Regions from separate parts of the Homo sapiens genome. Here all the other regions are linked to region 1. A link is a loop called in an ENCODE intact Hi-C map of the cell type or tissue named here. Cell type or tissue: heart left ventricle. All regions are shown on one strand. Each heading gives the region's core, and the rest is flanking DNA. Links, peaks and the distances in the headings are about the cores only. Region 1 overlaps LOC105370770 (a long non-coding RNA gene). Region 2 overlaps CDIN1 (CDAN1 interacting nuclease 1). Region 3 overlaps CDIN1 (CDAN1 interacting nuclease 1). Region 4 has its middle 25 kb from the start of MEIS2. Region 5 has its middle 35 kb from the start of MEIS2. Region 6 holds the start of CDIN1 (CDAN1 interacting nuclease 1). Region 7 overlaps CDIN1 (CDAN1 interacting nuclease 1).

What was found. A loop is a pair of places that touch in the nucleus more often than their neighbours do. Peaks named below come from ENCODE experiments on the same cell type or tissue, not always from the same donor. Only the 100,000 strongest peaks of a DNase experiment are listed, where the experiment ranks them.
Region 2: a loop joins it to region 1, with 2.4 times the contacts of the local background. A loop is called at or near these places in 7 of 110 quality-filtered maps.
Region 3: it touches region 1 in a loop (5-fold over the local background); 5 of 110 quality-filtered maps call a loop at or near these places.
Region 4: a loop joins it to region 1, with 4 times the contacts of the local background. A loop is called at or near these places in 51 of 110 quality-filtered maps.
Region 5: a loop joins it to region 1, with 4 times the contacts of the local background. A loop is called at or near these places in 49 of 110 quality-filtered maps.
Region 6: a loop joins it to region 1, with 2.8 times the contacts of the local background. A loop is called at or near these places in 6 of 110 quality-filtered maps.
Region 7: a loop joins it to region 1, with 2.2 times the contacts of the local background. A loop is called at or near these places in 6 of 110 quality-filtered maps.

Annotation. Positions count from the first base shown.
Region 1 is chr15:36,498,872-36,503,203 of GRCh38, reverse strand. It overlaps LOC105370770 (a long non-coding RNA gene), which reads right to left. Exons shown (of 4, transcript XR_932113.1): 3 at 1,501-1,650. Among named protein-coding and RNA genes, the nearest start is that of CDIN1, 79 kb to the left of the region's middle. In heart left ventricle, for the core only: a CTCF peak has its summit at 1,932 (motif pointing left); no DNase peak of the experiment used is centred there; H3K27ac peaks cover 188 bases.
Region 2 is chr15:36,643,604-36,647,935 of GRCh38, reverse strand. CDIN1 (CDAN1 interacting nuclease 1) reads right to left here. Exons shown (of 11, transcript NM_001321759.2): 2 at 3,613-3,658; 3 at 2,649-2,713. Among named protein-coding and RNA genes, the nearest start is that of CDIN1, 66 kb to the right of the region's middle. RefSeq lists a silencer at 4,074-4,332. In heart left ventricle, for the core only: a CTCF peak has its summit at 2,628 (motif pointing left); no DNase peak of the experiment used is centred there.
Region 3 is chr15:36,599,761-36,604,092 of GRCh38, reverse strand. The region is part of intron 1 of CDIN1 (CDAN1 interacting nuclease 1); the gene reads right to left. Among named protein-coding and RNA genes, the nearest start is that of CDIN1, 22 kb to the right of the region's middle. In heart left ventricle, for the core only: no CTCF peak of the experiment used is centred there; no DNase peak of the experiment used is centred there; H3K27ac peaks cover 4,000 bases.
Region 4 is chr15:37,122,907-37,127,238 of GRCh38, reverse strand. No RefSeq gene overlaps it. Among named protein-coding and RNA genes, the nearest start is that of MEIS2, 25 kb to the right of the region's middle. In heart left ventricle, for the core only: no CTCF peak of the experiment used is centred there; no DNase peak of the experiment used is centred there.
Region 5 is chr15:37,132,940-37,137,271 of GRCh38, reverse strand. No RefSeq gene overlaps it. Among named protein-coding and RNA genes, the nearest start is that of MEIS2, 35 kb to the right of the region's middle. In heart left ventricle, for the core only: CTCF peaks have their summits at 2,481 (motif pointing right) and 3,451 (motif pointing right); no DNase peak of the experiment used is centred there.
Region 6 is chr15:36,577,407-36,581,738 of GRCh38, reverse strand. It overlaps CDIN1 (CDAN1 interacting nuclease 1), which reads right to left and starts at 2,113. Exons shown (of 11, transcript NM_001321759.2): 1 at 1,778-2,113. The coding sequence starts at 1,878. RefSeq lists an enhancer at 1,875-1,994. In heart left ventricle, for the core only: CTCF peaks have their summits at 1,877 (motif pointing right) and 2,078; DNase peaks (open chromatin) are centred at 1,728 and 2,128; H3K4me3 peaks cover 2,459 bases; H3K27ac peaks cover 2,272 bases.
Region 7 is chr15:36,592,858-36,597,189 of GRCh38, reverse strand. The region is part of intron 1 of CDIN1 (CDAN1 interacting nuclease 1); the gene reads right to left. Among named protein-coding and RNA genes, the nearest start is that of CDIN1, 15 kb to the right of the region's middle. In heart left ventricle, for the core only: no CTCF peak of the experiment used is centred there; no DNase peak of the experiment used is centred there; H3K4me3 peaks cover 2,166 bases; H3K27ac peaks cover 3,681 bases.

The sequences.
Region 1 (4,332 bases), core at 183-4,182:
AATCTGTTCTTTGTTATCCTGTTGTGTCCTTTAGCATCCTAACATTTATGCCAAATGTGCAGAATTTGGAGTAGGTCCAGAGGAAGCAGCAAAATAACTCAAGTGTTGGAAAATAGTACCAATAAAACAAGGGTAAAGAAACTGGCCTTGTTTAGTCTGGAGAAGAAAAGACTTGGAAGGAATTAATCGCAGTCTTCAAGTTCATGAAGGAACACAGTCCTTTGCAGGTAGAGGTGAACAGCTGGTCTCTGTTTCCTCTGAGAATAGTACCAGACAGCAGGGTCTTAAATGTGGTAGATGGGGATTTCAGCAAGATATTAGGAAGATCTTCTCCACCGTGCAGGGAGAGGATCTTCAGGATTTAACATGTGTTGAATTATTATTTTTGTAGTCTGCTAGTCCAAATTGCAGAACAAAAAGAGAGAATGCAATCTATAACACAGGAACCCATCCAGGAAAAGAAACAAAAAATAAATAATTGTGGATCTAGGGATAAAGTCCATCTGAGATGAAAGAAGTGCTAAATTCCAGAAGTGCATAAGAGTCAGGATACTTGATCAGAAAGGAAAACATATTACAGAAAAAAGAAAGGGATTAAATAAAGACAAAATAATGAAAATGGAAAGGATGCCATGAATTTAGAATACATTTATAATTTTAATCAAAATTATATTTTGGTGGTAAGAAAAGAATTCTAAATATTTTTATGTACAATACATAACAGCCACCAGAAATTTTAAAAAATACTGTGCAATTGAAATCCTTAAATATGAAAAATAGGGCCAAAAAATAAAAATAGGGCAAATAAACAGCTTTGCCATATTTTATTCCCAGTTTTATATGAAATAAAAAACAATGGGAAAATGAACTAAATTTCTCAAATATTTTTCTCAAATTTCTCAAATTTTTTTCGACCTTTTGATTTTTATGACGGGAAAACTGCGATTATCTGGTAAGTAAATAATACATGTGTACCACATAAAACAAGAATAAACAATGTATAGCATTCAAGAAGCAATATTGTAACAGAGAAATAACTCAGAAAAGTATTACAAAACTCATTAACATCCTTATCATCAGAGATATTAAGTGACTGCTCAGTGATATAGGTTTTATGCAGCTCAAACAAAGGAATATGACCCATGAATTCAAGAAACTTAGAAGGTTATCATTTGATAACAATGTTGCAGTCTAGGTAAATCACCTGGGATTGTAAAATCTATTGCACTTAGATGATGTTTAGGTGTATAAATACAAAAGCATAAGTGACCATTTCAGCAAACTGAATTGTTAAAGGATGTGCATTAGCTTTTAAAATAATTACAGAGGTTAAAATTGTTACTCGCCTTGAACTATGATTGCAATTCCAAAATCAAAATTGTGCTTTATGATCACAAATGTATTATATTATGGGTCTATATAAGCAACTTTCTGCATAGATGACTCGGTCAGTTTTATCAATTTTCTAGTTACTTTTGTTTTTTCAGACAGTCACTCTACCTCTTTGAAAATGGAATGGATCCTGCTTATGTCCAGCTTTGATGAACAGTCTCAACATTTCACAGTTGCATTTTGTCATCGATAGGTTCAGTCTAATATGTTTTGCAATGCGCTGTTTTTTTTTCCTGATGTTTGAAACTTTTCTTCACTCTAAAAAGCAGAAAATAGAATAGCCCATATTTGAATTTATTTTGCCAAGATGATAGTTATGTATATTTTATAACATTCTGGTACACAGAGCTTAGCAATCTAAAAATAGAACCTTGAAAATATTTTTCTACTGCTTTTTAAAAATACACTTACGAATACTTGTAAAATGATTTTAGTTTGGAAATACATCTTAGTCTCTCTCTCTGTCTGTCTCTCGACAAAGAAAAGCCTTTTGTTCTGGTCTCTCTGGCACTACCTCATTCTGTGACTTTCTGCTGTCCCCTAGTGGCATGTTAATCTTCTTGACTACTGTGTGATTGCCCTGGAACCAATTCTCTACTCTTCTGTGCTTTCTTGTGACTCCGATTAGCAGACATTTAAAATACTATTAAACAACCCATGAGCTGCCTTTTAGAAGCAGTAACCCTGTTCTTTAGCCTAGTTTTGCATTTATGAATTCTTACCAGAGTAAACATGTCCAGGGGAGGCATGCTATGTAGATACATTTGATTATTTCGCCACAATCAACATTTCAGGTTTTCAGAATCCTAACACAAAACTGATGAAAGCAAAATGTTATCAGTTTTGACTGTTCTATACATAACATACGGTAGCTAAAAGGTAATTTGTGACAGGTCAGACTATTTATGTCAATAGGTTTACAAACAAAAATTGCACTATTCCTTTTCCTTTGCTTTTCAAAATTCTGGTTGGTTACTCTCATTGTAATATTTGCTTTTTCCATGGTGACATATTTCTATAAAATATTTAAAAAGATAGAATGACATTATAATATCTGAAGCATTAGATTAACTCATATATGTAAAAACAGACTTGCATCAACATTTACCTGAATGAATAAAAAATGTTCTCAAAATTTCCTGTATGTTATCCTTCTTTCTACATGAATCAGAATTTTTTTTAAATTTAAAGATATTTTGGTTATTTTATCTCCCTTCTGTGTTTTATGTGCTTGAGCTACAATGTTCAGCTCTAATATGGTGTTGGGAAATTTTTCAGTACAGCATTTTAGTTTTCTGAATTAGTAATTTCAAAATGTATATAATAAAAATGGAATGTAAGAACTTGTCAAAAACAATATTTCAGTTTTTAAAAAAATTAACTTTCACTGAAAAAGGATTACTAAAAACCTGGCTTACACAATTCTTTTTAAAGATGGCTAAAAGCAAACTAAGGAGAATTTACAAGAAAAAAGGTCTGGTGAAATCCAGCCCATTAACTGAACATTACAGAAATCTGAGATGTATACTGAACTAATGATTTCTTGGCACTGTCTTGTTTGGCCCTCGTCATGGTTTTGACAATTATCATATGAATAGCAACACTTTTTTCTTTCTGAACTCAGGGGGAAGGGAGTTTGGGAGGGGTTGGGGTGGGAAGGAGGCCCAAAGCCCTGGAAACTCCTATTTCTTAATAATTCAAGGGTACAGTTCGGCCGTGTGGAAGAAAAAAGAACTAAGCTGTAAGGTTCTGTTCAGTGACAATGTTCTTGTTTCTTCAAAGAGAATTTGATGTAGTTTTTGAACTGCCTCTCATCTAAAAGGTCAGATTGCTGCCCAATTTAGTCATTTTGTCTGTTTATACATGCCTCCATTGGGATAAGATATCAAAAAACAAAGCTCTAGATTGCAATCAATCTTGGCTTGAGTGCAAAGTCATCCAGCCAATCCAAGAGATCCTACTGACTACCATGGGGAAAGGGTAAAGGAAAGGTTTAAACCTCCTAAACTTTTTCTCAAGAGAAACCTCTTCTAAACTACTTTTCTAAACCTCCTTAACAAATGATGGAGCTCACACCCCCTCTTTCAATTTTGCCCTGACATCCAATTTCTCAAATTCAAATGACATCGTTTTCTAAAAATATATTCTCCCTCAACCATTTTAATTTACAATAGCTATTTTTCACACAGAAATGTCTGATTTTTTTAGTTGTCTATTCAGATTGTAAGTGTTCCAAAAATGTTCTCCTGGAGTTATTTTTAAAAACTTATGGTACGTTAGATAATAAATATTGTTGTTCTGTTACTGGAAACATTGAACGCAACATATTTGACAGGTTAATAGGAATGAGAATTCTATTTGAAATTTTAATTAATTTTAGTTTAGATAAATGTGCCTTTCAAAATCTTAATTCTAATGAGTAAATGGGAAAATTTATTTAATATTATAGATTATATTCAGTTAATTATCTTGTAGATTATTTGGAAAATAAAAACAGGAAAGAGTTTCTTTATTTTAAAAAAATTAAATCTAGAGACAGTCTTAATAAATCTCCTCTAAAGTAATATAGCATTATCAGTGGCCTATTCTCTACAGAATTAGGTTTTCCAAAACAAATAATAAAGCTGAACAGTCCTACTTTTTACAACTCTGGAGACTATCTAAACAAAATGAACAGATTTATAGGGCTATTTTTAGTGTGTGTCACTTGTATTACAGTTTACATTTGCTTTCGAACCTTATTTGACATTCTTGGGAGAAAAATACAGGCAGAACCCTCATTAAGATCCTTAATAAAGGATAGTCTCCAAAGGGCAGTTACCAAAAAACCAAAGTTGAGGCATGTATAAGAACGTTCCTTTGGACTTCATGTCATGCTGCTTCATTTTCATTTGTCTAAATAGTACAGCCCTGAACCAAAATGCAGATTTATAGGTTCTG
Region 2 (4,332 bases), core at 260-4,259, 140 kb before region 1:
CCCGGGAGGCGGAGTTTGCAGTGAGCCGAGATTGCGTCACTGTGCTCCAGCCTGGGCGACAGAGTGAGACTCCGTCTCAAAAAAAAAAAAAAAAAATACTATCACAAATATGCTTAATTTTCACAATAGCTGAGTATTACTTTATAAAAGAAAAAAATTAAATTAAATTGCCATTAACATTTTCAAATTGCTTAAATATATTTTGATATAACAAATACAATTTGGCTTTATTCTAATCTGCTGGAAAACAAACAAAAACCTTTTAAAGCCAATTTACCTTAGCACAGACAGGAACATTTGACCTGCACATTTCCAACAAAAGGCTACTGAGGTCAATCCATCTGAAAGGTAACAACATGGCCTGTCCCTAAGTGCAAAGTGCAGGGCAGAAAGTCAGACAGCAGGTTGGTAAAGTCAGAAAGTGGTCAGACTGCTTTCTTCTGAGACTGCCCATTACGGTCTAACTTCATGTTTTTGTTTCAAATGCTGTAACTCCTCGAAATAATTGAGACTGTCATATTTAAATAAATTGAAAGAAATCTATTTATGTATTCTCATTATTACCCACTCAACTGTTCATCATTGGGTATACTTAAAGGTATTTATTTCTGGGCCAGGCACAGTGGCTCAGGCGTGTAATCCCAGCACTTTGGGAGGCTGAGGTGGGAGATTACTTGAGGCCAGAAGTTCAAGAACAGCCTGGGCAAAGTAGCAAGACCCTGTCTCTATAAACTTTTTTTTTTAATTAGCTGGCCATGGTGGTGTGCACCTGTAGTCCCAGCTACTCAGGAGACTGAGGCAGTAGGATTGCCTGAGGCCAGGAGGTTGAGGCTGCAGTGAGTTATGATCGTGCCACTGCACCTCAGACTGGGTGACAGAGAGAGACACTGTCTCAAAAAAAAAAAAAAAAAAGATATTTATTTATTTATGGCCTATACTACCCAGATAATCCAACAAAAGTATGTTCATACTTCAACAATTAGATATACTTTTTAATGAAACTTAGATTTGAAATAGCAGCACCTAGTGATCCTAAAAATCATGTATTAATAACTAAAACAACCTCCTTACAATGAGGCAAATGAGTATCAGAAGGCAGCCCCATTACCTGTCAGTGGATCTCCGAATTTCCAGGAAAAGAGCACATTTTCCTTTAAAATGCTCTATTTTCCTTTGTATACATTACAAGCCTTTAAAATCCAGACATAAAATCATACTTTTATATAACAGCCTAGGACTATAATGTTTACAAACAAGAATGTATTTTTTGGCATGTAAATAACCTTCAGTGCTTCTTTGAAGAGTCTGGATGCCAACACGGTTGCAGGCTTCACAGCACTTCATGGGCCATTTTTAATTTCATATGTATAATTTAGGCTATGACTTTAATTTGAATGTCAATTTCACCAAGAAGGTTATGACTTTTGAATAAATCATCAAACTTTACAAAGTCTTGTTTAGAGAGGATCTCTCCTAGACACAAAACTGTGTGTGTGTATGTGTCTGTGTCTGTGTGTGTGTAATGAGTGCATGTTATCTTTCTTTGACAGGTATTACTACTCAAAACAAAGCATATCTTTTACCACATATAGCAGTGAATAATTTTTTTTAAAAAATCTAACTTCTGTGACTTTCCTGTTCAATATCCCTTTCTTGATTCTAAATAAAATGATTACCGAAACATGACACCAATATTTTATCCACATATTTATTTCATTCATAAAATTTTTATGCATAAAAATCATTCATCTAAAATCAGTGGTGTCATTCTCACCACAGAAAGGTTCATCTGTCAATCTTAAGTATAATAATTTAAGAGCAGATTTCAAACAGTTTTCATTGCCAATGTGCCCCTGAAAGATTTAAGAAACCAACTAACAATTTCTAATGCAAACCATTACCATTTAGTGTTATAAATTATTCAGTCATATTACAATGACAATACAAATTTTAAAATAAAAAAACAGAGCTATTTTAAATATTGTTTCAGAACAAGAAGTTGAAATTTATTTATAATAAATTAGGCTGAAATTAAAATATCTCCTGGATACTATGCTGTTGATTTAATACCCAAGGTTGTCTTTTAAAAATACAAAATCCCCTTTAAAATGTGACCGTTATACACTACAATATATCTCCAAATGCCTTTACTTGATACATCTTTTTTCATTTCTAAAATGGATATCCTAATACCTATGATGCAAAATAAAATGACATCCAAATTCAATCTTCTTTTTTCAACTTGCTAATCTAAGAAATGAAAATTAGTTTGAGAACTTTCAAATATATGTAGATATATGTATATATGAGCATATGCATTTAGACAGGATATGCACTTATAATAAGTTTCAAGTAGCCAACTGAGATTTCATAATATTATAACTACATCTCACATAGTATGGGCACACACACACACACACACACACACACACACACACACAAGTCAAGACAGCCTTACCATACTCTTTAGATCTACAAAACAAAGCATTTGAAAACTCATTCAAAAACATACTAAAAGTTTTGAATAAAATACTTAAAACACAATGTCTTGGGATATGACATAGAAAATTAATAACCTAACTTATTCATAATTATTATTACAATTAATAGGTACTATGATACCCTCTAGTGGGGCAGGAAGGTCATACCTCTGGTAATAACTTTCAATTGCTTCCGAAGTATGATGTTTGGCATGTGTTCTTTTAATGTGTTTCTGAAAGAAAAAAAACAACAACACAAAAAAATCTTTGATATGTCACAGATGAGGTTCAAAACAAGAATGACATTATTTCTTGAGCCCAGTGACTAGCACATAGGGAACACTGAATAACAGCTTGGGAATTGTGGTGATGGCAGGACTTCTTTTCCTTCTACTCTATGATCCTATGCATTTTAATCTCTATTGCTTGGCTGGGATGTCTTCAGACTGTACCACAAGGTACGGTATATATGTAAAAGCCAACAGGGTCATAGTAATTGAATCTAAATAAGTTTGCTTAGGGCTACAGAGGGCAAAGAAAAACTTGTTCCCTCTTTCAACCTTTGTATTAATTTTCCCTCGATTCAATTCCATCTAAGTCCTCTGCACTCTAGTTTTACAATCCAATTGCCATTTTTAACCAGGAAGAACATTGCTTAAAAACAACTTATTTGAAAACTACAAAAAGTAATTCCATAGAGACTTGCCACTTGACTGACACCTGTCATCTCATGATAAATGACTCCATTTTCTGCCTCTCTTGCCTTCTGCCACTCCAGCAATGGTCATTTATCATCATCTCTGTCAGCAATGGAAAGCAGCACTGACAGTGCAAGTCAGCAAACATTTAGCACATGGAACCACGCAACACAGGGAAATTATTATTGTCAGAATAATAATGGTTTAGCATAATTTATTACAGGTCCACCAAATAAGCAAAGGCTAGATGTTATTAGACAGATGGATGGGTAGGCTTGGCAGGCCTCCACCGAGACGCAGGCGGTGCTTGATGTGGAAAGGAGAACATCCTCCAACCCAATCAGAGAGCTGGCAGTTCAATTACAAAGAAATAAAGGGACATTCATCATTCAATTAGGCACCTGTCAACCCTCACAAAGGAGAAAACTTCTAACCTGGTACTCCTGGGAGAAGATGCTCAGCAGAGTGGCCTGCGATTGACTGGAACAAATAAAAGAAGGACAAAGTTAATTACTGGAGTGCACGGCAAAGAAACAAAAGAGAAAGGAGCTTCAAAGGTAGGCCTGCTGCCCTGTAATCTAACAGAACATGAAAACAAGTGTGGAAAAGTTGTTCCAGATGAACACCTCAAACAAAGGCTTCCTGCCGCTGGGTCAAGGAGAGAGAAAAAAGGAAAGGGGAAAATATGGATAGGGCTCAAAGCAACTATCACATTATTTTGATTTTTTTAAACTTTAGAATCATTGTAAATCATATTTGTAGAATGCAATGGTGTTAAAAGGGACCACAAGAAAGCAAGGCTTATCTCCATTAATAAGTGACACAGTTCAGTCTCATAAACAGTAGAGAACATGCACTTCATTCATTGAGAATGTTCTGAAATTAATTTTGTTAGCAGACAGGTATTCTCCTCTACAGGTATCCCAGTTTCAGGGAGAAAACTTTGGTCTTTACTAGAAGTAGCACAGTGGTCACTGGAACATTCCCACCGATACTGGCGTGCTATGAAAATACAAGCTTTCACAGCAGGAAGCAGAGGTCCTTGGAGTGAATCATTCCTAAAGACTGCCCTAAGCCTTATTCGTCTAAGACAACACACAATGTCAAACACCTGGCAATGAAGCAACCTGAAAAATGTTCTTCCCAAGTGGGAA
Region 3 (4,332 bases), core at 61-4,060, 100 kb before region 1:
TCAGCCCCACATATTCCAAAGGTTTTAACATCTGTAGCAGAAAATCTGTCTTCCAATAACATTTTGTTGAAACAGCTTTAAAACCAGATATATAATTACTGATCATGAAATAGTGTTTACCTACACTTAGTTACTAAAAGTCCTATCTCTATGATTTAAATATTACCAAAAAAAAAGTTTAACCAATTTGCAGCAAACCAAGGCATCTATTAATATCTCACAAATGCAGTTTTTAAAATAATGTTTAATGTTGCCTCCCTACCACAGAAACTGTGCTAAATAAATGGACAATAACTCTTTTTTCAGGGTTCTCTGTTTTACTCAGCCTTTTGTAGTGATTCCTCCAACTCTACAGTAAGTATAAGTCCCTTCCAAAGACAAGGAAGAATTTTACCTCTTTATTCTGATAAAAAGCATGAGTTTCAATGATATAATAGGAGAGTAGGAGCTTATATGATACAGAAAGAAACACAGGAAGAAAATAAAAATAAATAGCAAATAAGTTTCATCCTATTTCAAACCCTATCCCAAATAGAGGCCTAAAGAAGTATCTCCAACCCCCTCCATCACTACCACCAGAAAAAGGAGAAAGTTTTATGAAAATGCTTTGTAAGCTATAGGATAAAATTCAAAAATTACTATAGTCTCCCTTTCTAAGCAAATAAGAAATGCTTTAAAATGTAACTGAAAATCCTAAATTGAGCTACCACTCTGGTTTTCAAGGATTAACTGCCTAGTTAGATTATCTAACCCTTTACTTTTCTTCTTCCTCTAAGAAGCCTGCCTTATAAACAACCACCAGAGAGACGGGTAACGGAAACAGGTTAGTTAAAGGGAATGTGTCTTTAGCTTCTGAGTAGTCAGTCTACATTTGGGGAGCACAGAGAAAAGGTGGGCATAAAATAAGGGCTAATAGTTAAGGAAGGAGAGTCTGCACTTACTAAGTACAAGGATAAAGTAACAAAATAAACTTTTTCAGCTAAAAGAAGGAGCTAATTTACTCACATTATCTTTGGCCAAAGTAATAATCCCAGAGGAGTGTGATTTGTATATTTAGCACCAATGATGCTGCCATGGCTCAAAAACACAACTTACCTTTTTTTTTTTTTGAGACGGAGTCTCTGTCACCCAGGCTGGAGTGCAGAGGCATGATCTCGGCTCACTGCAAGCTCTGCCTCCCGCATTCACGCCGTTCTCCTGCCTAAGCCTCCCAAGTAGCTGGGACTACAGGTGCCTGCCACCACGCCTGGCTCATTTTTTGTATATATATTTTTTTTTAGTAGAGACGGGGTTTCACCGTGTTAGCTAGGATGGCTCGAGCCTCGATCTCCTGACCTCGTGATCTGCCCGCCTCGGCCTCCCAAAGTGCTGGGATTACAGGCGTGAGCCACTGCGCCCAGCCCAACTTATCTTTAAGAATCACTTTAGAACCACTTTACCAGTTACACAAGAAAACCAACTTCACAGTCACATCTCACATCTCACCAAAATACAGGGTGGCCACCACGTCTAGAAACACAGATAAATACAATAAAGGATTTATTGTTATTGAATTATAACACATGGCAAAATAATTATGTCTCTAGAATTTATGGTCACCTAGTAACATCAGCCCCCTTATTTTTCAAACTTAATAATGCCTTTTGTCTCCATTCTCAAAAGTACCAAAGACACTGTGTCACACACTCCAAAAATACTTGCCAAAAGAGAAGTCCCAAAAGTGTTTTTGCTATCATTACAATGTGTCCGCAGTAGGAAATAGTATTCATTATAGCACTTTTAAAACTGTGAGCCATTAATTTATAGTTGCAATACATGTGAGGGAAAATAAAAGTTTGGTTATTGGAGGACATTAGAAGAGTTAAGTAGAAGACAAGATGCAGGCGCTGATAGCCTGGCAGGCACAGGGCACACCACCAACCAAAACCATCAGCCCCTTCCACTGGAGTGGCTGGAAGCGTTCACGCTGAGCACATACGCTTAAGAATTCACAGTAAGTGAAATTCAAACTCTTTCCCTCTTACTGTTACATAATAATTTTTCAACACCCTAACAAGATTTTTCATGTCTTCCTAATCCCAATTAGGAATAATAGTAGCTTTATCACTATGAATACAAAAAAAAATTGAGAGCTGCTATCGATAAAACCCTGAGTGTTTTGGTGTATGGTGCAAGTTAATGATTCAGTGATGCTATGATCGTGTCAGGTTCATGACGAATTTTCAGAGAGCAGCCCAGAAAAGTCAATCAGCACTGCTGTCTATTTTTATGATGCTGGAGGCAGTACAATGGTAGAGCTCACTAGCACTGTGTGCCAGGCAGGACACGAGGATTTTACTCATACGGTTAGGAATTCCAGTCCCAGAGAAGGCCAAAAGCAAAGGTCTAATGTAGACAGTTAAGATAAAGCAGCTTAGCTTGAAGAGGAAGCTAAAAATGTTCTGCTTTGGAAACTGCCATATTTGTGACCTCATGGCAGACTGAGAAAACCAAAGAGCTCCAGAAATCACACAAGTAGTTAGTTCACTGGGGTTTTACAATGCCCTGTGGCTGCTCAGTTGTGAATCCCCTGAAAAAACAAGTTCATGAGGTTTAATAATAGGTGACAGATCACCTCAGTAGGTCGTTTTGCAAAAATATCCATGCCAAAGACCACAGAGGTACCTGTTGGACATGGTCAAGGGTGGTAAGTATTACACTAGTCTCCATCTGAATCATGTAAGCTACAAGCCTAAGACTACGAAAAGAAAATGGGGTATAGAAAAAGGACAAATCTCCAATCACAAATCTACCTTGATTCCAGCCACTAAAATTTCACATAAAGGTCCCTTTTCAGTCCAAGTTACCCCGTGCTGAAGGGTAGGACAGTTACACATCGTACCTAGTCTCAACCCCTAATGAAATCCCAGTTGGTAAAGTCATTCACATTCTAAAAGGGAACCAACTCCTCACACTGCAGAATGTTAGCACTGCACAATAATCCACAGTTAAGTAAACTCTGAAAGGAACCTTTTACTTTTTTTTTTTTGATACCCCTACTTGGGACATCAAAACACTGTAGCATTACTTCCTAAAAATAATAGAAATTATGTTGAATCACATGAAACAAATTTACTCTCACTCACGAATAAAAGTCAATCACTAACTTAGAATTAACCATTGAAATAGGAAAAATGACATAAAAATGGATTGAAAAGTCTATCTACAAATGTTAAGGTTAGCATTCATCTAGGATCCATTTCTTTTGTCCAGTTTTACATCAAAGTTTCATAAACTACTGAAAACTATACTTTGATGGAAAACATGCCTCCAATACTAGTTCTCCTGGTATAAATGGTCCCAGAATTTATGTCTTTGACATGTGGCCACGGATTTTCACACTGCCACCAAAGTATTCAGTTAATATACAAATTTCTACTAAACCAAGCCATAAACAAATCTTTAACTGAAAAGCTCTGTCTACTCGTTTATAATCTGTTACCTGGAAAAAAAGCAGAAGGTCTCTCTAGCCACCTAATCACCATATCAATGACACATGCCACAAGAGAGAAGCACTAGTTTATTTGATTGATCATGGTAGATAAACTCCAAATAACAGAGAAATTAACAAATGCTTGACATTTGCTCAACATCCATTATTCTGACACTGCTTTCAGAATTTCAAAGCCTGGGAGTATGCTTAATCAACATTCATATTCCCTCGTGAACTACAGGCACCATATTGCACCCCGCCTTCATACTGATGAAAACTGCATATTGGCCATTTCCAAAATGTTCTGGGACTCCACACAGGGCCCCTTTTCTCCCTTGTTCCTGCTCTGCAGTTTTCTTTTAAACACTTCCAAGACAAAAGCATCTGCCAGTTTTTCTCTCTAGGGATGTATGCAAAATGAACTTAACAGTTTTAAGGCAGGAGTAACCCTCACATCTAAATTCATTCATAGGACAGAAAAGGGCCTAAGAGGCCTCTCCAGGGACAAAACCCTGCTGAAATTCTCCCCACACACAACAGTGGGAGCTTTATAAAATCTAAGTCCAGACAATTTCCAATTCAAATGCCCAACATAGCATGACCTTTGTCAGATCTCTGAGCCCAAGATGCACCCATGATTTTTTATTCTAACCAGCACAGACATTAGACAGGGCACTATTGCTAAGCAGGAGGTTCAATATTTGCATGCTCTTCTATTGTGAAAATGTAACAGTGACAGCACTGTGTCAAATTCTTTTCCCTCTAGAACTTTAACTCCATAGGAGAGGCATGGCTGACAGATGACTCCCCAACATCTGTGTTATGTACACTGCACAGCTGAGGAGCCCTGGATCACTGTC
Region 4 (4,332 bases), core at 216-4,215, 620 kb before region 1:
ATCCTAGCCACTTGGAAGGCTGAGGCAGGAGAATCGCTTGAACCCTGGGAGGCGGAGCTTGCAGTGAGCCGAGATCACGCCAGTGCACTCCAGCCTGGGACAGAGGGAGACTCCGTCTCAAAAAAAGAAAAAAAAAAACCAACCATATATTAACACACACATACATAGAAAGACTTAATCAAAATCATCAAGTATATAGCTGTTGTAAATTATCCTCCTCGTCAAGAAAGTTTAGTAACTATGACTTAATGGAAATAAATTTAGTTAGAGAAAAAAAAACAATAGTGTTTGCCAGTATAGACCCCTACAACTGGTAATCATTAAATCAAATATTGTGGCTAATCAATTAATAAAAGAAGTTTGGATAACTTAAATAGTCTGATACTATATCATGACAAAGCATTTATTGAAAGGAATAATAGAAATACTTCCTAAGATCAAATGAGTTAATAACTTTTGACAGTCAAGAAATGTTTAGCTATAGGACAAATATAACAATATATGGCTTACAAATATAATGCTAAATGTGCCCTGAATCAATACTGAAAAATTATAATTGCAGACATCACATAAAGACCTTTAAAAAATATCAAGGCCGGCCAGGCGCGGTGGCTCACACCTGTAATCCCAGCACTTTGGGAGGCCTAGGCGGGCAGATCACGAGGTCAGGAGATCGAGACCATCCTGGCTAACACGGTGAAACACTGTCTCTACTAAAAATAAAAAAAATTAGCCGGGCATGGTGGCGGGTGCCTGTAGTCCCAGCTACTCGGGAGGCTGAGGCAGGAGAATGGCATGAACCCGGGAGGCGGAGCTTGCAGTGAGCCGAGATCACACCACTGCACTCCAGCCTGGGTGACACAGCGAGACTCCATCTCAAAAAAAAAAAAAAAAAAAAAATTCAAGGCCATAGCTTTTGGAAATCATGGATATTCTTGATTATTAACCATACAAAAGTCATCTTAGCTTCTTTCCTAGTGGAGTAGGAAATTGGCAACAGTACAGAGGCCTCTCTTTCTGGTTATGCCTCATCTGCATTTCACTTCCCAAATCTAAATGTCTGTTGTGAAACATGGTCTAGCCAGAAGATATAGATTAATTTTCTAAACAGACCACAATTCCCCAGCCTCTTCCAAAAATTAGTGCTACTGTATGCCATGATTTTCATGTGATGTCTCTAGCTTCAGTCATCAAAAAAAGCAGACAGAAAGCAATAAAGAGGCTTGCAGAGTAGTATCATGAAGAAATACATCATAACTTAAAGATAGTAACCCAAATATAAACTTATGAGAAAAAATCAGTTGGAAATGATTCTGCTTTAAGGTAAGTCCTAAACAAGTTTTTGATCTGTAAGTCCTATCATTTCAAACAACTCTTCTTACGCACACTGCATGCGTATGCAACGCGTGCATGCACACACACACACACACATACACACACACCAAAAAGCCACTGGTACAAAAAAGATCTGCATCAAATTAATAGTTACTTGCTGAACAAAAATAAAAATGTTTTTATTTAAATTACAAGGTTACCTATAAGGTATTAGGTTGGTGCAAAGTTGCAGTTTTTGCCTTTAAAAGTAATGGCTACACATCTCTAATCATTCCAAAGTATTTTTACAAATTGTTCTTATACTTTGAATTCATCTGCTCCCTGCCAAATAGGAAAACAACCACTAGACAGTATGCTCTACAATTGAAGTTATTTTACTGTGAAGAGATTTAAAGTTGACCAGCCTCTAAAGTCATGTGTGCTAGATGCTAATCTTTATTTTGGAAAGCAACTCTACAGAAGTCACTGCATGTTGAATTGTTTAGCAGAGCAAGCAAGCGCTCTTCAGGCATAGGCCTGACACTCTGTCTCTGAAAAGAAAACTCTGTCTTGGTGAGGGAATATGATGTCCAACCACTCTCTACCTGGCTGGGCTCCAAGTACATGACGAATTGCAAAAATACAATATACAAAAGGAATATTTATGTGTCTTCCTCCATCAGATACACAGTATTTTTTCTCCCATGTCACAAAACTTGTAACCGCAATTTACAAGTATATGCACAAACTGCTATTGATTTAACGATGCATTTCTTTGATGTCCCTTGCCTTAACCTCATTTATAAAGCTGTTTTGCATTATTTCAAACTGTCAATGATTTGTGACTCATGAATATTCAAATCTAATTTGCACTTACCTTTTTGGTATGCATGCTTACTTGCAATATGTCTCTACATTTGCCCTTTTGTTTTGTATTTATTTGTGGATTATTTTATTGAAATAATACTCTTTTAAAAGCATATTAAGTCTATTTTAAAACAACAGGAGTGGTTGATGATTGACTTTTCTTGGTCTCAGTGCACTCTGTATTTTGCCGCTTAGCAAGTTCAGTCATTCTGTAAACATGTCTCTAGTATTAAAAATAATCATCCTTTTGCTAATAGATGTCAGTTTCAGTGGGACGGATTTAGTTTGCTCAGCTATATGTCTCTAGGAAAGAGTCAACAAGTTTTAAATGAACTTGAGCCTTACACAAAAAAAGAAAAAAAGGAAAGGATTATTTCTGGTGGAAAAACAAAAAGTTCATGCAGAATTGAGCCCTTCATGTCAGTGTGGATCAACTTTTCCACTTACATTGTGGAATGCCAGAAATGAAACCTAATTCTCTCAAGCACTAAAAAACCCTTTTAGATGTCTTTCAGATGATGATAGCTAAAGGAGACACCCAGGACTTTGTGGATTGCAGGCATGTCACTAGTGATTGAAGCTCCAAAACAGCAGAGCAGGGAGCCATCTGCCTATAGAATGGATTTCTTGCAAAACCTGTTCAGAAACAAATGAAAAGTGTTGTTATAAAAAAAAAAATGGAGCAAAGCACACCACTTTTGTAATTGATTTCTGGACTCAACTGTGATTTCCAAGAAAATCCAAACAATTAACTGCCCTACCTTGCCAAAAAATTTTTTCAAATATTTATGTTTCATGCCAGCAGCTAAAATAGAAAAATACTTCATGGCATTTACAATACGATAGTTGCAGATTTCCTTACTTTTCTTCATGCTCAATTTTTAAACTTTGTTTTAAGCTGTAGAGAAATCACTGGTCACCTATTGCCTTCCATTGCATGATAAAGTTGTCCCAAAATTTACTAAATTATTCTACACAAAAAAATAAACACAGGTCCCAGTTCATCCCATCTAGCCAACAACATGTTTCTTTTTTACAAATTTCTCATAATAGCTCAATTGTAGATAATCCGTCAGGTGATATGATCTCCTTCCAAATGCTACTAAATTGCTATCTAACCTTTTTGTAGTTATTTTTTATTTAGAAAGCAAATATTTTTATTTTAAACAAAAACGTTTTGCTGTCATATTTTATTATTGATGTGTTTAAACAAACATACTCTGTCTAAAAGAGTTCATGTTTTCCCAAATTTATCATTTTCTTCATGACTGTTGATATCATTATTATTTCCTCAATTTTGAAAACCAAACATCACAGATTCACTGGGCCCCATAGTATGCTACCCAAAGCTATCTATCAGGTAAACCCCTTTACAGGATGCTATTTTTATGCACGTAACTAACCAATTTGTTACATGCTGATTTTTGACCCATGAATCAGAGGACTCCTCCCTGGGAGATAGAAAACTCTTAGGAACAAGGGTTTTAGCATTATGTTCCTTAATCCTACTACTAACTTGCTTTGTAAACCATAGTAAATTTCCTGAATCCCTAAGAACCTTAATTTCCTCATCTAGGAAACAGGGATGTCCCACTAATAATGATTGTGCCTACTTCATATTGTTATGAGAATTAAATGAGATTATTCAAATGCAATGCTCAGCATACTAGCTGGCAGTTAGACAATACTCAATATGGAGCTGCTATTTCCATAGCCCAATTTTTGCCAGAGTTGTACCTAGTTTCTCATCAATTATACTTTAAAGTAAGCAAACTTTGTCTTCTCAAAATCTATTCCGTATTTCCTCCACTGTATATCAGCATAACAGTTAAAGCATTTGTTCCCAACTCTAGGGCTAGGTCTAATCAATGATTGGCTCAGGATCCATGGTTAAGCCTTCCAAAAAGTCATTCAAATGAGGTATGAGGGAAAGTTTGCTGGGGTCTTCTCAATTTTTTTTTCACACATCTTCCCACAACAGCATCCAGAGAAAGAGAAACAGGCACTCTTCCTCTCAGTGTGGTTGTGGGAAGATAAGAGGCTCAGAGCTGCTGCAGCCATCTGGCTGCCAGCCTGAGGATAAAGCTGATACACATAAGATGGCAGAGCCAAGAAAATTGAAGGGAATGAGAGATGGAGCTTGCCCCACCT
Region 5 (4,332 bases), core at 232-4,231, 630 kb before region 1:
CACTTACCAGTAATCAAAAATTAGTTTGACTGTTGATTCACAACTGTCTTATTAAAGTAGAGGTTGCTTTCAAAACACAACCAGGGAAGTCACACCCAAGGCATATCACATCTTGTGTGCTACAAAATACCCAGGTCTTTCTACAAACCTTTTAAACTCTGACATGACAAATAATTTATAATTTTTCTACCCTGAATATTTTTCAAAGTTTAGATACTAATCAACTCACATGGCATAAATATACAAGACTTTCAGACCATATAAACCCACATTGCATTAATATTCCAGATTCAAGTAGACACTGGATTTCCAAACATGGTTTTTGTTTCTTATAGGCATGTAAGAAAACATAGTTTACAATATGGAAAATTTTCAAGGTACACTGAAAATAGCAGAAATTTTTAAAATGTATGACTCATCCAGTGAATCACTGAATGTTCAAGGAAAATTTATCTTGGTGTTTTATAGTTATTAGCTTTTTTAAAAAAAAGTTAAAATATATTCTGATTATCAGGCTGACAACAAGCAATACTTTTCATATTATATTACGTTATTTGACTGAAAATGTGTTTCATCTTATTTCTTTTCCGGTATGTAATAAAGTACAACATTCACAAAGCTCACTAATGTCTGTTCTTGTATTGAAAAACTACTTCCCAAACATATTCCCCTCAAACATATCCCACAAAATACATTCACAAACACAGTAAAGGCAACTTCAATTACTTCTCAATGTTGGAGCATTTTATTTTTTAATTTTTAGCTTTCTTATCAAAATCTTAACAAAAGACTTGAGCAAATTCTATTTTCTCCATCAAACCTTCTTGAGCAGAGACTCCGCTTCTTTCTCTGAATTCCTGTGTGAATACAAACTTGGCATCCGTTGTAATCTTCCCTTTGTTATGCTTACTTTTCTATGTACCTAAATCCTAGCTCTACAATACAGTTCTAAGTTTCTTGAAGCCATAGGCCCTGTCTTATTCGTCTCCTGTGGCTCTCAGCAGAGACTTGGATAGAATAAACATTAAATAAATGTGCTAGAAATCATGACGATTTTGATCATAGTTTACAGGAATATCGTTCAGCAGACCAATGACATGATATAGCAATGTCAGCCATTATAAATGCACAGGAATATTTTCATATTTCTATCTTTTCCAATTCGACTTTTTGGCCATCTTTTTTAATAAAAGTTCTTAGTGTCTCATTGGCATTTTCATTCCAAAAACTCAAGTTGAATTTAAATTAAAATAAAACCCTAAAACGTCTAATTATGTTCTAGCATCAAACAAAGCTTTTTCTCCCTTACAGTTATATTTTAAATGTTTTCTTAGTGTCTAACCATAGTTAAGATTCCAGTTTACAAATATACATCTACTGTGGGTTTTTTTTTTTTTTTTTTTTACAAATTTAATAATATCCTAAAGCCTAATTTTGTGTATTGGATTCATTTAAAATGTGGTTGCTACTCAACAATTTTGGAGGAAAGTATATTACATCAGATGTAACATTTAAACTAAATCCAGAAGTTAAAACTCTCTATAAATAAGAGAAACAGAAAGACTCCCAAATAAGAAGCATGAAAGCCCAAGGAGGAAGTTAATGTGCAGCACAAAGTCTTTTGGCCTCATGAGCACTGCGCCCAATGGATTCAGCTGCAAGAAAATGAAGCATCTGGCACGCAGAGGGGAGTAGTGCAAGTGTGTGGGCTTACTGATGCCAGACTACAGAAGTGGCTCAAGAGTAAGAGGCCATTGATGAGAAGAAGGTTTGGATTAGCTGTGGCCTTGAAGTTACCCCTGGAAACTGAGTAGCACTCAGTTGTGAGAGGTGCATTAACCTCTTCAGACCACTAGGGTTCAAAGTGTTCCATAAGAGGTAATTTATTAAATGGGTCCTAATTGCTTAGTAATGTACCTTCCAAAAGTCACTTCTCTGTGCTATGATTAGGCCTGGGACTTGCCAAGTGCTGTCATTCTCTTTGTAACTCCATAATGGAACTCTAGGATGTGGGAAGCTGATCCATTGGACAGCTGTATATCTAATCCAGGTTCAGAATCCTACCAGTGAAGCCAGACAACCTTTCATTTAACCCTCCAGTGTGTAAACACTGAAATACAAAATTGATACACCTTGTTTTGAGTGCCTTTTACTAAGTACATATATGTTTTAATAGAATGTGGGTAACTGGTATTCTTCCTTTGAAAAATAGCACATTTTTAAGATTTGTGAAGTATCCCTTTCATTAAATTCTTTCTTAAAACTATAAAAATAAGCATGCTATTCTGTTTTCACTACCCACAACAAATTTTCTCTTGGCCTTTTTTGTTTCATACGGAGGCCAATCAACGTGATTTTCTGATTGGCTCCCAACACAAAACAGAGTGCATTCTATGGGTCATCCACTTGGTATCACTGATTCCCATCAGGACTACTTAGGCACTGGTTTTGTTAATTAACAAGGCCAGCAGAGGGAGTGAGAGAGCATTGCTACAAAAATGAAATCAAAATTTAAAATAATAATAATAACAGTCATATGTAGAAAATCTGACATTAAACTACGGAGGATTATATAGCGTAATCTAAATATGGAAGCAACCTTTATCATATAGGTAACAGACTAGAATCAAAGAAACAGGACTTCTAGTCATTATTATAGTTTTATGATGTTCATGAACCAGCCAAATGTAGCTGTGCCTCACTCATTAAAGTCTTGAAAATGGCCACCACAGTACCCTCCATTAAGATAGGAAAGGCTTTTGCCCTTCATGTAAGAGAAAGTGATTACGTAAAGAATGGGAATTATTGTCATAAGTATAAAGCTGTTATCATTTCTGTCTTTCAGGGCTTTAGGTCATTTCTTAGTTTTGACCACAAGTGAAAAACACCTGGTTAGTATTCCCCCATTCCCTAAGAACATCAGTTTGATTAGATCATGAAGTTAGACACATCTTATTAACATGAACAAATAATCATTAGGTTACAAGATAGCATAGGGGAATGTCTTTCTACCTGAAAGATATTATGTATTCTAATCTCATATTTGTTTTACAACTCCTATTTCCAGGCCATGTAAAGAAGTTACATATTTTCCAGAAAGGTTTTCAGACAAAGTGTTACAGTGGAGTCCTGTTCAAATCCACCACTCAATGGCTTACAGTTATTTAGAATTTCAGTTTCATTCTTAAGGGAATGTGCTGTAGTTGTGTTTTCCAGATATCTTCAATAGTGTTTCTTACGAGATAATTTGTGTGGGCCCCATAACCAGTTTCCCACAGGGCAGCTTTAAGAAAATGACCATCAAAACCAACCAGCCTTTACACCATACTGAACTAAGTAAAATCTTTCTTTGTTTTACAAGTTTCAGATAATCTTGAAGATAGTGCAACTTGTCTGGACGTTTGGCAGAAAAAATAGTTTGGAAAGTAAATATTCAGTTCTGCTTTCTCCAGTAGATGTCACTTTCTGTACATAGGATATCAAGATATATAAGATGCACAGTATCCCTTACAATGATGGCAAAAAAATAACTTTGGGTTCCAGCCATATGTAACAGTTTTTAAGCTATCAATGGTATTTTCTAGTGTTTGGAATCACAAGGAATAATAAGGCAAAATTAATGCTATTAATTAACCATCTTACACATTTCTGTGTAGCTTTGGCAATGGCCATTAAGTATAACATACAATACAATATTGCTAATGCCTTTTCAATAGTTAAAGAAAACTAAGTATTACTCTAAATTGAAGCAGAAAATGTATTTTCCAAAAAACAAACATGATTTCTGAGTAAATAAGTAGTTATTAATAATATACTACATACTTACCAAGAACCTAGTATATGAGTTTAGTTAACCTATTATTATTTCATGCGTTATTCTTCCTGGGTCCTCGCTATCATTTTGATATTCACATCATCTTCATGTGTCTGAAGAAAAAATAGGGTTCTCTGAAGTGTCTCACTATATGCAAGGGAACATAGAACAAGAAAGAGAGAGAAAAGACAGAAACAGAAAGAAAGAAAGAGAGAGAGAGAGAGAGAGAAAGAAAGAAAGAAAGAAAGAGAGAGAGAGAGAGAGAGAAAGAAAGAAAGAAAGAAAAGAAAGAAAGAAAGGAAGGAAGAAAGAAAAGAAAGAAAGAAAGAAGAAAGAGAAAGAAAGGAGAAAAGAGAGAGAAAGAAAGAAAAAAAGCATTATAAATCTTACATTGTATTGTTTATAGCATCCACATGTCCAAGAATAAAAATCAAATGATGGAAGAATATTAATAGTGAGAATTAGATTAATTCTTCTTAAAATACTTTTCAGAATGCTCTTTGCATTTCTAAACATAA
Region 6 (4,332 bases), core at 201-4,200, 79 kb before region 1:
CCCAGCTAATTTTTTGGATTTTTATTAGAGACGGGGTTTTGCTACGTTGCCCAGTCTGATCTGGAACTCCTGGCCTCAAGTGATCCTCCCATCTCGGCCTCCCAAAGCGCTGGGATTACAGGCGTGAGCCACCACACCCAGCCCTAAATAGCTCTTTAATCCCTTCTTTTGCGGATTAGTAGTTCAGCTCTCTCTAAATAAAGTTTCCTGTGGAAGGAGAGTTGTTATTTATTCCCTGTATGGCATTTGGGAGAAGTGAAAAAGATTTGAGTATATCATGAATAAGAAAGAAAAGAGCATAAGAGAATACACCAGACAGAAGGGAGGCTTTTGTAAGTGTTGATTAAAGTAACAGACACTTACTTATTATAGAGAAGACAAGGTATTTGCTAGAGAAAAGAACGAAAAAGAGAAAAAGAGGGAGAGGAAGAGAAAAAAAAGCAAAATTACAAGTGATTGCATACATAGTGAGAGGAGAATATCAAAATGTATGCTCTTTCTTAAAACTGCCCAGAAAAATCTACCTATTCCCTTGGCTGACCAGTCTTCACCCATTTCACTGTTCATGTGCAGAACTGGCAAGAGTTAATGACAGAAAATTAAATTATGTGTCAATTTTGTTCCTTCTTAGCAAGTCTGATAAAATACTAAAGGCTATAAAGGGATAAATATTGCCCTAAATCAAATCTGGATAATATTGAAAAGAGACTCCTTCATTTTACAGACTAGGAAAACCAAGTCCTTCAAAAAGCAAAGTCATAACAGAACTTAAACTTATGCTTCAATTTGTACTTTGATACCTATTATCCAATTACCTTTCTTTTCTCAAGAAATTACTTCTGTCGTGTTTGTTCAGGGACTGAATACGTCAAGGATGGGGAAGCTCTCCATTAGGAATAACCATGCTCAGTGCCACAAAACAAAATGGTACAGGTTTGGATTTGGTTTTTCATTAGGAAAAAAGTAAACAAACATTCTCTGCTTTTAACACAACATAAATACAGTGACCTGGTTGTCCTCAACTGGTTCCTCATGTAATGTTGGGGTCTCAGTTTCCACTTCATTAAAATGAGAAATCTACATAATTCCCAAAGTCCTTTCTTAGAAAGTTGGATAATTCTAAAATCGCTGAAAAAAGAAGTGTTTGGGGGAGGAAGTATGAAATACACCCGGAATGTGTGTATGCATAACATATATGGAGAAACTTTAGATCTGGTTGTTCAAATGGCCAATGACCCAAGAGTGGAATCCCTGGGTACCCTGCTCTCTGATTGGATTGAGAACCCTTGAGGTCACTTAATTCCACAGTTAACAGTACAAGCCACAGTCAAACAGTATGAAGCCGCTTTACCTCTATGCTCCCTTGTTTGTTTCCAACGGCCAATTGAAAAGGGTCCTCCATTTGCTCCTTTCGAATCTACAATTCATATTCCCACCCATCATTCATTCCTACTATCTGTCAATTAACCTCTGGTCATTTATGAAGCACCTACTATGTTCACCCATCACCTAGCACGTACCACGTTTTCCATAAATATCTGTTGACTTGAATTTAATTGCAAGGCCTTGGAAGGCTGCCATGAACTCACCGTTAAGAGTTTTGTGTGGAAGGCGAGTGAAAGAATAAACCTTTTTTCGCCAACCTCGACCTCCTAACGCCTGACACTGGTGTTCCTCCCCACTCATGTGTGACACGTGGTTCCTAAGCGCTGCCTGGGCGGCCCAGGCACTGCTGCTGCAGGCAAAGGGCTGTGAGAGGGGAGAGATGGACACTTACCTGGGAAACCTCTGCTTCAGCTTCCTCAGGCTCTGCCTGGTAGGCGGCACAGACACTAGGCACTGGGCTATCTCGTCGTACTGAGCTTTGGTCAGTATCATGTTGGGCCAGGGACCAGGAGGTGGCGGGAACAAGGAAAAAACACCCTGGGGCTCAAGTAGCCTTGGTGCCGAGGGATGAGGGGTAGGCAAAGCGGCACAGGCCCGGGTCCTCGCCTGCTTGGCTTGCCCCAATCCCCCCTGAAACACACCCCTAGCTGCAAAAGCGGGGCGGAGACTCGCCCGGTCCCAGGCTCCACCGGCACCTCCGCGGCGGGGACTGGCTGTACACCAGAGTGCCCTAGCTTGGCTTACTGAGCAGCCGCAGTGGTGCGCCGAAGGCAACTAGCCGCCATGTCAGTTAAGGGCAAACCAACCAGGAAGTAGCGGCCGCCCTTGGAAAGGCGCCGCGCCAGAGTTTCAGTAGGCAGGTAGGAATCCAGGGCATCGCCCACCTAGGATCAAAGGGTCAACAAGGGATGCTTTGTACTCTCCCAATTACTAGAAGCCAGGGCGGCCTGACGCACAGACCAGGCGGCAGGTCTCACGAGTGCCCCGCGATCCTTCAGCGTGAGCCCCCGAAAGCCCCTGCCAGAGCGCGCGATTTGAATACACTTCCTAACGCGCCAGTTTGAGCGCTCCTCGGAGCGTGGACTGGCCTGCCGAGAAACCATGTCTTCACTCTACCAAGTCTGTCATGGTCCGAGCAGGAAAACTCACTAGGGTCGCTGTAAACATAATTTGGCTTGTGTTGAGGAAGCCCTACAACTTCTGTACATCGCGTGGAAGGCAGTTTTGTCCTTGTTGAGAAACAGACTTGAAACAAATCCGACGTCATCAAACAGCCGGCAGTAAAGAATGTCACTTTTGGCCGGGCGCGGTGGCTGACGCCTGTAATCCCAGCACTTTCGGAGGCCGAGGCGGGCGGATCACGAGGTCAGGAGATCGAGACCATCCTGGCTAACACGGTGAAACCCCGTCTCTACTAAAAATACAAAAAATTAGCCGGGCGTGGTGGCGGGCGCCTGTAGTCCCAGCTACTCAGGAGGCTGAGGCAGGAGAATGGCGTGAACCCGAGAGGCAGAGCTTGCAGTGAGCCAAGATCGCGCCACTGCACTCCAGCCTGGGCGACAGCGAGACTCCGTCTCAAAAAAAAAAAAAAAAGTCACTTTCACTCCTTGCAGTTAGCTGCTCAAGGTCTAAAATCGCATCTTATTGTAACCCCAGTTCTCAGAAAATAGTAGGCGCTCAATAAATGTTTGGAGTAATGAGCCAATCTTTTTTTATTTTCTATATGTATTGTGAATGGATCTCAGTTCTCCTAAAGCAATTTGTTGGGATATCAGTCCCTCATTTAATCTCTTTTCTAAAATCTGTTTGGTTCTTAGAAGGTCATGTGTTGTGTTTCTCTTCTGATTTCAACAATTTAAGCAAACTAAAGCAAAGGTGCTTAGACTTTAGAGAACCTGTAAGTGGTTTAAAATTTTTCATCTGGAATAATGCCTGGGTTGGAAGTTTTAGATATACCTCCTTGAATAAATTCCTTAATCCATCGAAGCCTCATTTCTTTTGTCTGTAAAACTGATTTAATTCATGGAGGTGTTTTATTTGTGTATGTTTGATGTAGAGATGGAGTCTTACTCTGTCGCCCAGGCTGGAGTGCAGTGGCTCCATCGTGGCTCACTGCACCCTCGAACTCCTGGGCTCCAGCGATCTTCCCACCTCAGCCTCCCGAGTAGTTGGGACTACAGGCACATGCCACTACACCTGGCTAATTTTAAAATTTTTCTCTAGAGATGAAGTCTCGCTTTATTGACCAGGCTAGTCTCAAACTCCTGACCGGAAGTGATGCTCCAGCCTCTACCTCCCAAAGTACTGGGATTACAGGCATTAGCCACTTCGCCCGGGCATGGGCTGTTTTTAAGATTAACAGGCTGGTACAAATAAAAGATTATATAGCGTGGTGTCTAGAGGATAGTCTATGTGAAATATTAGGTTGGTGCAAGAGCAACTGCGGTTTTGGCCATAAATAAATAGGCTAAGTAAGACTACTTGATAAAAATGGACAGGGCGTTTACTAGGTATTGTTTTACAGGCTCCCCATGCACAGACTCGCTTAATCCTCATAACTTCCTGCCAGGCAGGTACTATTGCTGTTATCCTCCTCTTCCCTTTTGTACAGAGTGAAAAAACTAAGACATGAAAAGGTTAAGGAACTTCTAGAGGTCATGAGGATAAGTAGCAGTAGTAAGATTTAAACTCCTGAAATTTGGTTCCAGAGTCAGTGCTCTTGCCAACTTTCAGTAATGCTTAATTACTACATCAAATAGTCACACTGTCTTAAGCCAAAGGTTAAGGATTTTTTTTTAAAGGGAATATTGTACATTTCAAAGAATCTTTTAGCCTTGGTTTTTAAAAACTTCACTACTTTTAATTTTCTGAGGCATCTCAAAATCCAATACCAACAGTGGATCCTGAATTTAACAACCATAGTTTTTCCTGAATATTGACATCAGA
Region 7 (4,332 bases), core at 146-4,145, 94 kb before region 1:
CAGTGAATCACCGAATAGGGCACTTAAAGGGATAAACAATTATAAAAATAACTCTGTCATAGGCACATACATTTTATTTTATTTAGTGATGTAATAAGCTTAGGGGCATATATCAGGTCCAAAATGGTCTTGGTCATTAATTTAAGCAATAAATCATAGGTCTTGCCAACAATGACGGCAAACAGATGCTAACAAGGAAAGGTATTATTTAATATTGCCACGTGTTATAAAAATGTAAGTGTGTTTAAGACATGTCTTAAATTTTTATAATAATATGCATTTAATACATTACTGTTTTGACACATGCAGGAATCAGATTTATAGGTCCCATTCTGTAGCTTCTTCTTCTGTGAACATGAGAGCATATTCTGGGTTTTTTTTGTTGTTGTTGTTTTTTGTTTTTTGTTTTTTTTAAAGAGGGGTTTATAGTGCATGTTTGCAACTACATCTAATTGGTTGTCTTGCTGTTTTGTAGTAAATAATGTCAGCATTGAAACTCATTTAAAAGAATGAATCTACACACTTTGCCTGAATTTGAAAATAGAACATTTAAAAATTATAATTTTTAAAGAAACATTACAGCATAAGAAATACATAAGAGCACTTTATATCAAGTTGGCAACTAATTTTTTTTACATTCATTTTGAACTGTTCTGCATACCAGGCAAAAATTACTACCTTAATTAATAAGTTTACAAGTAAAGTTCAATATTCAAAAATTTGGAAGTAACTAAGAAAAACTCCACTTTATATCTTCATGCAAAAATCCTAAGAATCAACAGTAGTATACCAAAACACAAAGTAATTTAAAATGGAGTCTTTCTATCCATAAATTTGGCAAATTATGCCAAACCATAATATTCCCCCTCTAATATTTCCTTTCAGAGCAGTAGGTTTATATTCCTTTGCCAGCAGGTCGAATCCTCCTAGGGAGAGGGCTTGTGAGAAAAGGGAATTAGGGGCTAAAAATTTAATCCAAAACTTCTTTAAAAAAAAAAAATGAGCTTTTTTTTTTCACATCAACAAGATACTGACTCTACTAAATATATTTTTTGTTAGCAATTATTTTGTTTGAGTTTCCTTTTCAATCAACTCTCCTAGCTGCCAGCATGGTCTTCCCTCTTTTTTGTGTAGGCAAGGAGTTCATTCTTTAGAATACTTGAGGAAGCAGTGCTCGGAGTATGGAAACTAAATTTTCTTCATTAAATCTACTGAAGCAGATATTAAAAATGCATTTAATATACTGGCAATGGTCGGTGGGCACCGCTGACTGTGACAGGCCAGTTACTGATGATATGCCGTCAGATGGCCTTCTCAGCAGGCGCCTGGGTCTCAGGCTGCTGAAGGACAGCAATATCTTCCCTTGTGTGTAAGCTCTATTCATCTCCCAAGTATTTACTAAATCACAGGCCTCTGCACACATAGCCCACGTTTTCAGCGTATGCTAACAAATGATGGATGGCCTCGTCAATTCGTTATGTCCTGAAAGCATGGTTTCCTGCCATTCCAATCATCAAACCTCAGTGCTTCAGAGCTGATCAGTCCCAGGGAATATATTTTGCAGGCTCGATTAAAAGAGTAGAAGTTCTTTCCATTAGACTCTCTGGCACTCTCCTCAACTATTTGTTGTTTCAACCAATTATTAGGGCAGACTATTCAATAGGTGTTCAGGTACTATAACATGAGCAGGTTTTTTCCTGATGTTCACTAAGGTGTAATTTCTTTTATGACAAATCAGTGGAGGTATTTGAAAATAAAATATTTGATAGAGAAATTCATGTTTTAAAACAATTTTCCTTCTAGGTACAGTGGGCAAAACCTTAAAAATACATTATATCATCATATTATTTTATATTATATTATATTATATTATATTATATTATATTATATTATATTATAATGTAAGTGTATTAGCCAATGCACTTCAAAGGAACTTCCAAGGCAATAGCCATTCTGTAAATCATCTAAGCCTTTCAAGACAATAATTCCCACACATTCTCTTAATTATAATCTAGATAAAGGCACAAACTGCTTAAAAATTCTCCTGACAGTTCCAAAGTTAGATGACAAAAGTTCAACTTGTCAAAGAAAAAAATCTTCTTAAAAGAACATTTATTTTCAGTTCCAAGGTTACATATGTCAGTTGTCTTTTCCATAAGCCATAAGAACATTTTTTTCTCTATAGCTTATCTATGGAACAGAAAATAAATAAAAGCACAGTCATACCTTTTACTCAGAAACAGTAAACTTCATAAAAACAGATGAACTTACCACAACTAAACAGAAAGCTGAGCTTTGAGGAAATGGGGTGGTATTAAAGAGCCAAACAACTTGCTATAAATAAGCTTCTTGAAATGCTAAAAAAAAAAAATTTTAAGTGCCGGACTCCCATTTAGCCAATAGCCACATAGGCACCAATACACCTCCAGTCAGTGTAAGCTCCACCACACTGTCCTGCCATTCACCTCAACCTTAACCTCAAGATTAAGCTCATTTTTATTGCGCACAAAGGTCATCTGTATTAGGTCAAAATTCAAAGTCCCTTGTCAGAAAAGGTTGATATATTCCAACCTTTCCTTCTCCATGCATCAAATTTTTCATGGTAAAGTCATATTCAGCAGACAGTATATTCAGCAATTTATTGTGCCATTGTAATACAGTGCAGAATACAATCGTCCAAAAAGCTATCACATGAATAAAATATTTTTCATGACTATGAACCAAATCTAGACTCCTTACACACCTCTAACAGAGGAAATACAACTAACCAAGTCTTGTTTCCATGCTTCAGAAGAGTTATATGGCAAATAATTGTCCCTAAAATATAATCTATAGCATAATTATGCTTTTGCTTCCATAGTCTTTGGGAATAGGCAACTTTTTTTCAAAGTGTCACTCAAATTTTTGAATGGTATTTTTTTTAATGCAAAAACATCTCACCTGTTTTAATACTTTTATTCAAATCTGGCCTAAGCAGTTTAACTGAAGTAGGTCTAAACCTGAAACCCTCTCTTTGATCTAGAACCTAGAGGAAGATAGGCTCTATGATACAATGAAAACTAAAGGAGAAAAATTACTGTCTTGCCCAATTCATTACTATTACAATTATGTGATTAGCAGAACTGCAAAAATAAGATAAATTAAAAGAAAACTTTGAAGGCACCATTCTAGAATACATCGTAATTAGTAAAACCAAAGTCTTAAGGAATAATCAATCCATTCTTTTTAAGAGTTTATGCAACTTCTTTGTGTTTACCACAAGGTCTTTTCACAATCAGTATGTTAGTATGATGAATGGTTTCAGATCATTTTAAAAACTCTCATTCAGCCAGGCGCGGTGGCTCAAGCCTGTAATCCCAGCACTTTGGGAGGCCGAGGCAGGCAGATCACAAGGTCAGGAGATCGAGACCATCCTGGCTAACACAGTGAAACCCTGTCTCTACCAAAAATACAAAAAAATTAGCCGGTCGTGGTGGCGGGCGCCTGTAGTCACAGCTACTCAGGAGGCTGAGGCAGGAGAATGCTGTGAACCCAGGAGGTGGAGTCTGCAGTGAGCCGAGATCACGCCACTGCACTCCAGCCTCAGTGAGAGCGAGACTCCATTTCAAAAAATAACAATAATAATAACAACAAAATAAAAACTTTCATTCTTCAAATTTGATTAATACCTATATTGAACACTAAATCAATGTTCACACTGACGTGATGATCTAGGGTATCCTATAAAATCTCCTTGCCCTGGAAGACTTACACCTGAACTTACATATTTACTGGAGTCAAGCTACTACCTGATAGAGAAACCCTGACTCTAAACCTGGTACTCACTCAAGTATCTTTCATAAATGCATAACCCCCTTCTTACTAAGTTGAGACAAAACAGTAAAACAGCTTCCAGATATGAGTGGTTGCATTTGAGAAAAGTAGACAAGAAAATACTTGGAAAGGGGTGGTTTTAGGCAAAATATTTTCAGTTCTAATATGCTGAGTCTAACTATCATAACCATAAATACCACTGCAACAAGCAACCATGATTAAGTAATGGTTCCAATAATATAACCGCAGTAGCAACCAGTGTAGTATCAGGAACCGTGCTAATCATTTTATATGTATTATCTTATTTCAAGTTCATAACAATTCCATTTTATAAATAAGGACTCTAAGGCACCAAAAACTGAAGAAACTTACCAATTAGGTATCTTCCCTCTGTTTTTATACTGGAATAACTACCAAATGAAAATGTAACATCTGAGCTTGAGTTTTTCTAGAAATAATTTCTGACATGATAAACCCTCGGGTGTACCACTAGAGCATTTCTAAATTCCAACAGAAAGG